Linked DNA regions of Homo sapiens: region 1 is linked to region 2. Evidence: read pairs that join two places in POLR2A ChIA-PET (ENCODE). Cell type or tissue: PC-9. All regions are shown on one strand. Region 1 has its middle 36 kb from the start of LINC01963. Region 2 overlaps MARCHF4 (membrane associated ring-CH-type finger 4).

Region 1 (5,000 bases), 64 kb before region 2:
TTTATATGCTATGGTAATGATACAACTTTCCTATTACTCTGTTGAACAATAAAAAATGATAATAGCAATTATTTATTTACTGCCTACTTTATATGCATTATCTCTGATATTACAAAGGTCTTCAGAGGCCAATTATCTTTATTTTAAAGATGAGGAAACCACAGACCAAAAAAGCTAAGATACTTGCCCATGTTCACAAGGGATTCTGACCTGGTTCTGACTGCTTCCATAGGTCCCCATTTTTAAAGTCAGACACCCATGGTAGCTTATTTAATCCAGGAAAAACAATAATAGTAGCAGTAAGGTGGCACATGTTGGGGGGCTGTATCATGGGCAATACCAGGGGTAATGGAGAACCCCTTTGACTGTGGCCAGTGGATCAAGGTCTTGCACTGTGCTTTGCCTCATATCTTCCATTCTGAATCCTGGTGTCCTGAAGCCCTCATAATTGGATCCTGCCCCTTCCTAAGCCCTTAGATCAGAGTTCTGATGAGAGATCTACCTATTTTTCACTTTAGGTCCCTTCTTTGTCTCCCCAGTGTAATCTAAAGAAATGTTTTAAGAGAACACTCTCTGCGTGTGTGTCTGTGCATATTGTCTTTCTATTTTATCATTTGATAACTGAACAGATTCACAAAGAGAATTAAGGGAGGCAAGGTGTGTAGTGGATTATGCCTGTAATCCCAGCACTTTGGGAGGCCGAAGCAGGTGGATCACCTGAGATCAGGAGTTCCAGACCAGCCTGGGCAACACGGACAAACCCCATCTCTACTAAAAATACAAAAATTAGCCAGGTGTGATGTCGTGTGCCTGTTGTCCCAGCTACTTGGGAGGCTGAGGCACAAGAATCACTTGAACCCGGGAGGTGGAGGTTGCAGTTAGCTGAGATCACACCACTGCACTCCAGCCTGGGCAACAGAGCAAGACTTTCACGAAAAAAAGAAAGAAAGAAAGAAAGAATTAAAGGAGAATAACAGTTGTGAATGCTGCCAGGAAGCCACCTTGAGCCCTACTCAATAGTAAAGGGAGGCAACCTGTTACAGTCTTTGGTCTCCCAACCAATGCACCATGGATTTAACACAAAGTTTTGTCATGGGGATATAAGGAAAGCTTTGTATTCATAATTTGAAAAAATTTTGGTTACAAGTGATATGCATGCAGCTCAGACTAATATAAGCAAAATGAAATTGATTGCCTAATGTCCTGGGAAATCTAGTGGAGAAGCTGGCTTAGTCATGAGTGGGTCCAGGAGAGGCAGGACCATCTCTCTCTTGCTCTTTGCTTTGTTTGTCTCCATGTCTTGACCACATTCAGAAGGTAGATGCTTTCTTGGTGGCAGAAGATGGGATCTTTTATTTTCCCTGACACACAGATGTGCAGCTAGCAACCCTAGTGGAGGGAAACTGTGTCTCCCACTAGCCCTGATGGATAAGTCCCAGGGAGGACAACGTCTTTTTTTTTTTTTTTTTGAGGCGGAGTATCGCTCTGTCGCCCAGGCTGAAGTGCAGTAGTGCAATCTCGGTTCACTGCAAGCTCCACCTCCCTGGTTCACGCTATTCTTCCGCCTCAGCCTCCCCAGTAGCTGGGACTACAGGCGCCCGCCAGGCTATTTTTTTTTTTTTTTTTTTTTTGAGTAGAGACGAGCTTTCACCTTGTTAGCCAAGATGGTCTCCATCTCTTGACCTCATGATCTGCCTGCCTCAGCCTCCCAAAGTACTGGGATTACAGGCGAGAGCCACCGCGCCCGGCCTCACACACCAATTTCTGAATCAACCCCTGTGGACACAGAAATAAGAGACGTTTGACTATCCAGCCTGGATCACAGTCTCATTTCTATGGCTACAGTGGTTTTAGTGGTTCAGCCCTACCAAAACCATATGGCATGAGTTTCCCATAGGAAAGAGGGTGGGTCACTGTGTGCTGAATAGACAAAAGCAACAGTGTCCACTGAAATGATTTGAGGAGCGATGGACAACGTGAGCTAATGTCTCAGCCTTGAGGCTTTTGAGGCTGGGACTAGGACTTACAATAAAGTCACCATAATTCAGCAGACAGGTGTATCCTCTCAGCATGCTCAGGGCAGTGGCAGCTCTACGATTTCTGCATTTCTTCTTGGAAGAGGGATAGCAGCCTGTGTTGGAGGGTGCAGAGGGTTCCCCTCTCAACAAGTCACCCTTTGGAAGGATCACTGCCTGGGACATAAGAGCTGGTATCCCAACTCTAACCTGTGGAAAAAGGGGCTGCTCCAGCCACGTAACATTACCAAGCTTAGAGGGCCTGATACAGACAGGCCTCTTCCTGCCCCTCTCCATCTATTGCCTGGGAGTCGTGATCCTCCAGGAGAAAACCAACAGGCTGCTCAGTCAACAGGCCTTGACTCCATGTCACCTTTTGGAGAATGCATTTGTTACTCTCTGTGCTTATGTCTTTCTGTGTGTGTACCCGTGTGTCAAATGCAGATACATGGCTGTGGTCCTCCTGGCTAAAAGAACACCATACAATTGTCCACCTGCCCGCTGATGATTGAAAGTCCACCACTTATGGGATTACTCCCCTTGCTTAAGAATTACCTCCTCTTAAAAATGCAAATTTCCCAGAAGAGAAAATACTGTTCGCTTGCTTATTTATGGTTAATAAGCATAAGCTTGCCAAGCTCTTTCATGAGAAATATTTTTTATGAAAAATGCTGAGCTTCGTAACAGAGTCTAATAAATAGGCAGCGGGGTTTTTGAAGGTGGTTTTATCTAATTTACATTTGAGGTACCCAACTGGCAAGAACTTCCATATTGCAGTTTCTCACCACAGGTTCTTATATGAATAAACTTCTAGTTACCTCTGACTTCCTGATAAAACTAAATTATACACAACTGTAAGTGATACTATTTAAGATGGAATGGAAAATCAAGGAGGAGGAATCATGTCCAACATTTGGGTTTAACACAGGGTTGAAATAAAGAAATAGCTCTAAGACAGAAAACGGAAACCCGGAGTTCAGGAGTCTGGATTTCGGAGTAGGAGGCAACCAGGAAAAATTTTAGGGTCTGAATTATTAGAAAAACTGCTGAAGGTATCAATCTTCCCACAGAAGGAGGGATGGAGAGGTTGGAGCTGACCTTAGCGGACATTGAAGGACATGTGACATACAGACATCTCGGTTACATCTGGCTGATGGGGGCCTCATACACTTCCTTCTTTGCCTCTTGAATCAGATAAACCTTTTAAATGCATTTCCACTTTGCTGAGAGGCAGTAAAACGCAGAGGTTAGCAGCCCAATGTATGGCCTCAGACAGCTGAGGTATAGATTCCCGTGCCACCGTCTATAGCTGTATGACCTTAGGCATCGTGCTTAACCTTTCAGGCCTCAGTTTCCTCCCCTGAAAAATGGGAATAACAGTAGTTTCCAACTTATGGGGTTGGAAAAACCCAACCACCTTGGACAAATAATTAATAAATAATAAAATAAAATAAATCCACCTCTGTATTATTAGATGCAGAGCCCAAGCATTCTACTTTTTCATTTAGTGGATTGTCCCCTCTCTGTGGGAGAGGGCCCCTCAGACCCATGGGCACCTTGGAGGTGTTCTATGCCAAGGTGCCAACAGCATCCGGCACGGTGCTTTCCTTGCTGGGCTGGACTTCAGAAAATGGCAGAGCGCCAGACTTTGGCCAATGCCAAGGGCACTGAGGTTGCTGTGTTTAGGACTTTTCCTTCTCGAAAGGTATGACAGCATGGGCACCGGGTGAGCCTGCTTCTCTTTTCATCCATAACCCTAAACCCTCCTGAGCCACGGCTCCTCCTCCTCCCTAAACATCTACTGAGCCCGTGGGCTGGACCTGAGCACGATGGGGAGACGTTTTGGTACGTGTTATGGGTAACACACTTAAAGAAGAGGGACTCACCTCGACCAACTGTGGTTGGGAGCCAGGAGGATATTGAATGCTGCAGTCCTCAACTGGTTGGCTTGGGCAGGAAGAAAGCCAGTGGATTCTCAGCGCTGTGATGGGCTGTGTGAGGAGTAGATGTGGGAGGAGGGAGGACCCATGATGGGGGCCCATGGTGGGATGAGTAGGTACTGAGCTAGCCCACTGACCACCAGCCAAGGCAGCCCAGACCCTGAACGAGGCCAGTTCCTCACACTTGGAGTCATTCCGGAGTTTCACTCTACTGTCCACAGCACCCCAAGGATTGCCTAGTTTCCATATTCTATTCTACCAATAAGGGGGGTGAGAAAGTGTGGGGAGAAGGTTTTGGGACTACTGCATCAATGCTGTGGCAGGATAATTTGAGGAAAGGTAGCGAGGAACAATACAATATGCGTTTTTCCTCCCACCCCCGCTGCCCTCTCACCTCCACAATACAAGAAATTCTGCTTACGAACACACAATTATCCTTAGAAATTGGTTATGGTCCTATCAAACCATGCCCCTACCCTCTGCCATACATCCGGATCTCACAGGCAAAACAAATAACAGTTATCTCATAGAGACTAAAACAATTCTATGATTTTGGAGTTTCTATGTTCTAAGATGGTGACACCTGATTTTCCTGAGAGGTAGGGACAAGACCTCATATTTGTGGGGTTCTCCTAAATGCTGTGGACTGTGACTAGAACCCCCAACCTGCCACTCCACACCACTCATTTGGAACCAGTGCCAAAAGTCTAATATCCAAAGAGGATAATTTTTTATTTTTATTTTTTAATTGGGAGGAGAGGCCTCTGTGAACCTATATGAATCTTGGCTCTTTCCCCATAAAAATATGATTGAACTATTCCTATTGCCCTTTCAGAATTCCATTGTTCTCAAATATAACCAACCCGCTATTATATAGGCTTCATTCAACCATGATATTATCTGGATATAACAGCAAGAATTGTCATGTAAACTCAGCTTTTTTTTCTGTAGGGGACATAAATCATTTATTTGTATTTACCCCAATCTCCAAAGCTTTCCTGTAGATCTCTCACATTCTAATCTCCCTGGTTGACCTGATCCAGAT
Region 2 (5,000 bases):
ATAAATTCTAGATGGATTTAGCATGCAATGACTTTTAACAAATGTCTTTTGTACATCTACTGTGTACCAGTTGCTAGGTTAGGTTCTTAAAATGAAAAACAGATATGGTTTCTGCCCTCCATAGAGTTTACAATCTAATTAGGGGTGCATATATTAAATAAGTAGACAAATGATGTAACTACTTTTTTTTTTTTTTTTTGAGACAGTCTCACTCCACTGCCCAGGCTGGAGTGCAGTGGTGCAATCTCAGCTAACTGCAACCTCTGCCTCTAGGGTTCAAGCAATTCTCCCACTGCAGTCTCCTGAGTAGCTGGGATTACAGGCACACGCCACCACGCCCAGCTAATTTTTGTATTTTTGTAGAGATGGGTTTTCACCATGTTAGCCAGGCTGGTCCTGAACTCCTGGCCTTAAGTGATCCACCTGCCTCAGCCTCCCAAAGTGCTGGGGTTACAGGCAAGAGCCACCGTGCTTGGCCTGTAACTACAATTATTGATAAAAGTTAAAAAGGAAAATAATAGGATGCTAAAAGAAAGAAGACCAGGGTTAGGGAAACCTCCTTTAGGTTATGTAACCAGGAAAGACTTCTCTAAGCAGATGGTATTTAATTTGAGATTTGAGGAATAAGAAGGAGCCACTCGGTTGAAGAGCAAAGGAAGATCATTCCAGGCAGAGAGGGCAAGTGGTAAGAAGAGCATGAGAGGTGACAGAGCTAGAAAGAAAACACAGATAAATATTTTTACAACCATGGAACAGAGAAGCCCTTTCTAAATGTGACTCCAAAAAAAGCTGGAACCACAGTAGTCAGACGACATCAGAATTTTTAAATTCTTCATGGCAGAGACCACATAAAGCTAAAGACAAATGGTAAACTGGTAAAAATCATTATAACTTGAATGTCAATATATTATTGTCCTTACTAGATTGAAAGTACTTAAAACTAAATATCAGAAAATTTAATACTCCCAAAGAAGGGGAAAAAGGTCAAGCAAATTCACAAAACAAGAAACACAAATAATCAATAAATATTGGAAATCTTCTTTAGTAAATAGAGACATAAACCTTAGAACAATAATGACATGCTATTGTTTACTCCTGATAGTGGCAGAGATTTAAAAGAATGGTAATTCACAGAATCAAGGAGAGTATGGAGAAGCAAGTATTCTATTCTCTGCTAGTCGGTGGGAATGTGCATTGGTATAACCCTTTCTAGAAAACAGAGAGTAAAGGCTTTAAAAATACACATATTCTTCAACTCAGCAAGTCTGCTGCTAGGAATTTGTTGTAAGGAAGCACCCTCAGTTCTGCAGAAAAATTTAACTATCAGGATGTTCATTATACTATATTCTATTATGATTTAAAATCAGAGACAACCTCAGGAGACTATATTCATACAATGGAATACAGTGAAGTTATTAAGAAGAATTTTGTTAAATTTATATTTTACTGACATGAAAATGCCTTCAAGATGTTGAGTAGAAAAGTGCAGCTTACAAAACAGCACTTTCAATGGGACTGTATTTCGTTTTAAAATACCATATATATGCATAGAAATGTCCGTAAAATGTTAACAATGGATTTCTCTAAGCGATGAGATTACATGTAACTTTTACTTTTTATATCTTTATATTTTATATGACCTTTTTAGAATGAGTGTGCATTACCGTTTATACTAAGAAAAAATTAAGCTGTTTTCTTACTGAGATGGGTAAAAAGTGAGTCATCCCAGTCGCCTTAGGCCAGAAGGAACTGGAAGAGGATCCCATCTATTTCGCTTCCTGGGAGCAGGTCTGTCTGATCTGCATCACTGGAGCCCTCCAGAGCAGGGCTAATCCCTAAGGGAGGCGACATCCTCCATCAGGGTCTTTCTATCCCTGGTTTAGACACAGTCACCATCCACATAAGCCCTCTGCTCAATGTTTTCTCTTTTCCCAGGGAAACAAAGCCCTTTGCTGCTCTGATTCATCGCCTGGTTGGAGGCCGAGTCACCACAGCTCAGACGCAGGTGTCTGGGGGTGACACAGCGCGACACTGCGCCTCCGGAATAAGGGCAGTCCTTCCGCCTTCGAGGCTGTGAAATGTCAGGCATGATTAGAAAGGTCACTTGTCCTGATAGCTCTCTGTGCTTCCCGGAGAGCAGCCTTCCTGCTGAGAACATTCTTAATTGTGCTTCCTGCTGTGGGGTCCCTGCCTGCTCACGCCCCTTTCTAAAACGGAGGCCCTATCTTCCTCCTAGTCCCTCTTGAACATGTGGGAAAATTGCTGAGGACTGCAAAATCTTGCAAAAACAGGGCAGCTCTCTGATTCAAGGAAAGAGATGAAAGGCAAATTTCTAGAACGGGGTATTGCATAGTGGAAGAAGGAAATTTCATTCTTGAAGAAATGAAATAGGTCCACAGTCCTGGGAAATGGGGGGCGGGAGAGGGGTGCGGGGACAGGGTCAGAAGAACTGAGGCACAAAAAAATAGATACACCCCCAAATCCCAAAATTATACCAGTAGAGCCAGGAACTAAGAGTAGTGTCAAGGTACTAAGTAAAAACTGAACACTGAGACAGAAGTTCCTAAATTGCTATGTACTTCTTGCCCCACCCCCAGAACTTCTGATTCTGCAGGTCCAAGGTGTTGTCCAGAAATCTGCATTTTGAAAAAGGTACCCCAGGTCATTGAGAAGCAGGTGATCTGTGCACTTTACTTTGAGAATCCTGGCATAAGGGATGAGGAGAGACTAGTCACTGGGCACATCAGAGGACTCCAAGGGGGAATTCCTTACATTTTGCTCAACAGGAGTGGCTACGGACGTCTGAGTAATCTAAGCATGACCAGCATGGGATGAGGTGGGAGAGGGGGACTGCCTGCAAGGGAGGGAAAGGATGAGCACTCTCCAACCTTCTCCAACCTTCTAACCTCTTCAGCCCAAGCTGGTCTGGAAGGGGCTTCTGAACCTGTCAAGTCCAAGCCTGATATGAGTGCCCCCACCCCCCAAAGCCATACTCTTTCATTGGCGTCTTTATAGAGGACCTGCTCTCCAGTGATACATTGCTGGACAATTATCTTATGGCAGAGCCATTGGTTGGTAGTGTTATTTTCTTATCTCATAGAAGTTTCTGGGGTAATGGGAATATTTTTATGTGTATTTAGCTTTTATCATATCTTGTCAGGGAAATGCAGCAGGAAGGTTGGGCTCTAAAACATTAAATCCAACTAAACCCCCTCTCCTCCCATGAGGAGCCAATTTGGGTGCCCACATGCAACATCAGCTTCCTAATCCTTTTTTGTTTTTTTTTAGAAACAGGGTCTCACTCTGTCGCCCAGGCTGGAGTGCAGTGGTGTGATCTTGGCTCACTGCAACCTTCCACCTCCTGGGTTCAAGTGATCTCATGTCTCAGCCTCTCAAGTAGCTGAGATTACAGGTACAAGCCACAACGCCTGGCTAATTTTTGTATTTTTAGTAGAGATGGGGTTTCGCCATGTTGGCCACACTGGTCTCGAACTCCTGACCTCAAGTGATCCACCCCCCTTGGCCTCCCAAAGTGCTGGGATTACAGGCATGAGCCACCATGCCCAGCCCCTAATCCTTTTAAAGCAAGCTTTTTTTACACCTCTCTATAAGCGGGTAAAGTAGAGAAAGCATATGACCGGGTCGTGTGGTGATGGCGTGAAGGATATGAATGGAAGAGTAAACAGTGGACACATTGACTATCAGAGAATTCTGCAATTCCAGGACAGTTTGTGCTGATGGAGGACAATAGAAAGATCTCAGCCATTGTGCCAGCTGTCTGACACTGAGAAGGTAAAGGGAGTAGGTGTGAAGATTACTAGGAAAACAAGAGTTCTTCCAAGCAAATGCAACCAGCGCTTCCGAGGCTGATCTTAGATACAAGCTGTGGAAATGAAAGCATGTTGCTCATTGCAGAATCTTTCCTTCTTACAGCAGGAAGCTCGATTCAAGTCACCAGCAGAAAACAGAGTTGCCTTCATGTCTTTACTCTCAAGGTTCTGCAGGTTAGTGCCTCGATCTAAGTTTTCCTTACCTTGGCACAGGTCATCCTTAAATGAATGTTACAGCAAGGGAAGCAGGCAGTTCCTCACCACCTCTGTTGAGCAAAATGTAAGGGAAAGGGAGCCGAAGCAGAAAGCATCCTTAAGCGGGCAAACGAACGCCCCTCCCAGGCCAGCCAACTGCTGTAGGGGACGGGGATGTAGCAGTGAACAAATCAAACAAAGCCCTTGCTCTCAGGGGACTCATTCCAGCAGGACAAGATAGACTTTAATAAACAGGTAATTTCAAAATATATATGGGAGGGGGTCATAAGTGCTATGAAGATAATTAAATCTCAATAAAGGGATGGAGAGCAATGGAAAGTACCAGAGGGGTTCAGGGAAAGCCTTAGGTGATGAAATTTGAGCAGAGACTGGAAGGAAGTGAGGGAGTGAACTGTGTGAATATCAGAGGGAAGACCAGACAGGGAGGAGGGCAAGTTCACAGGCCCTGAGGTAGGAGCAGGCTGATGTGAGAAAAGAGGCTGCCGTGAATGAGAATGGCAGGAAATGAAATCAGAGAGGTGCCAGGGGCTCCACTGCCCAGGGCCTTGCTGTCATGATGGGACTTTGGGTTAACACACAGAAAGCGCTTACAGCTAAAGAGATTTTCCTCACCCCCAAACTTTAATGATGTGACTAAGAAAAAATCATCAAAGCTACTTCTTTAGGGGATTTTAAAGACACAGATTTCAGAAAAGGGACACACAAAAATGAAAGCAGTCTATGTAGGGGAGGTAGGATTATGGATTTTCTTTTCTTTTTTCAAAAAAGAAAAGAATTTGTGATTGCTGAAATAATTCTGGAATATGAAATATATTTACCTTAAAACAAATCTACCTGCCGGGTGCGGTGGCTCACATCTGTAATGCCGGCACTTTGCGGGGCTGAGGCAGGCGGATCACTTGAGGTCAGGAGTTCAAAACCAGCCTGGCCAACACGGTGAAACCCTGTTTCTAC

Evidence for each region. Peaks named below come from ENCODE experiments on the same cell type or tissue, not always from the same donor. Only the 100,000 strongest peaks of a DNase experiment are listed, where the experiment ranks them.
Region 1: POLR2A ChIA-PET joins it to region 2 with 6 read pairs; 2 of 35 experiments call an interaction of 5 or more read pairs at or near these places.

Annotation. Positions count from the first base shown.
Region 1 is chr2:216,250,277-216,255,276 of GRCh38, forward strand. No RefSeq gene overlaps it. Among named protein-coding and RNA genes, the nearest start is that of LINC01963, 36 kb to the left of the region's middle. In PC-9, no CTCF peak of the experiment used is centred here; no DNase peak of the experiment used is centred here.
Region 2 is chr2:216,314,145-216,319,144 of GRCh38, forward strand. All of the region lies in intron 1 of MARCHF4 (membrane associated ring-CH-type finger 4), which reads right to left. It overlaps MARCHF4-AS1 (MARCHF4 antisense RNA 1), which reads left to right. Exons shown (of 3, transcript XR_001739877.2): 2 at 3,934-4,004. Among named protein-coding and RNA genes, the nearest start is that of MARCHF4-AS1, 13 kb to the left of the region's middle. RefSeq lists enhancers at 1,344-2,543, 4,564-5,000. In PC-9, no CTCF peak of the experiment used is centred here; a DNase peak (open chromatin) is centred at 2,017; H3K4me3 peaks cover 1,740 bases; H3K27ac peaks cover 3,194 bases.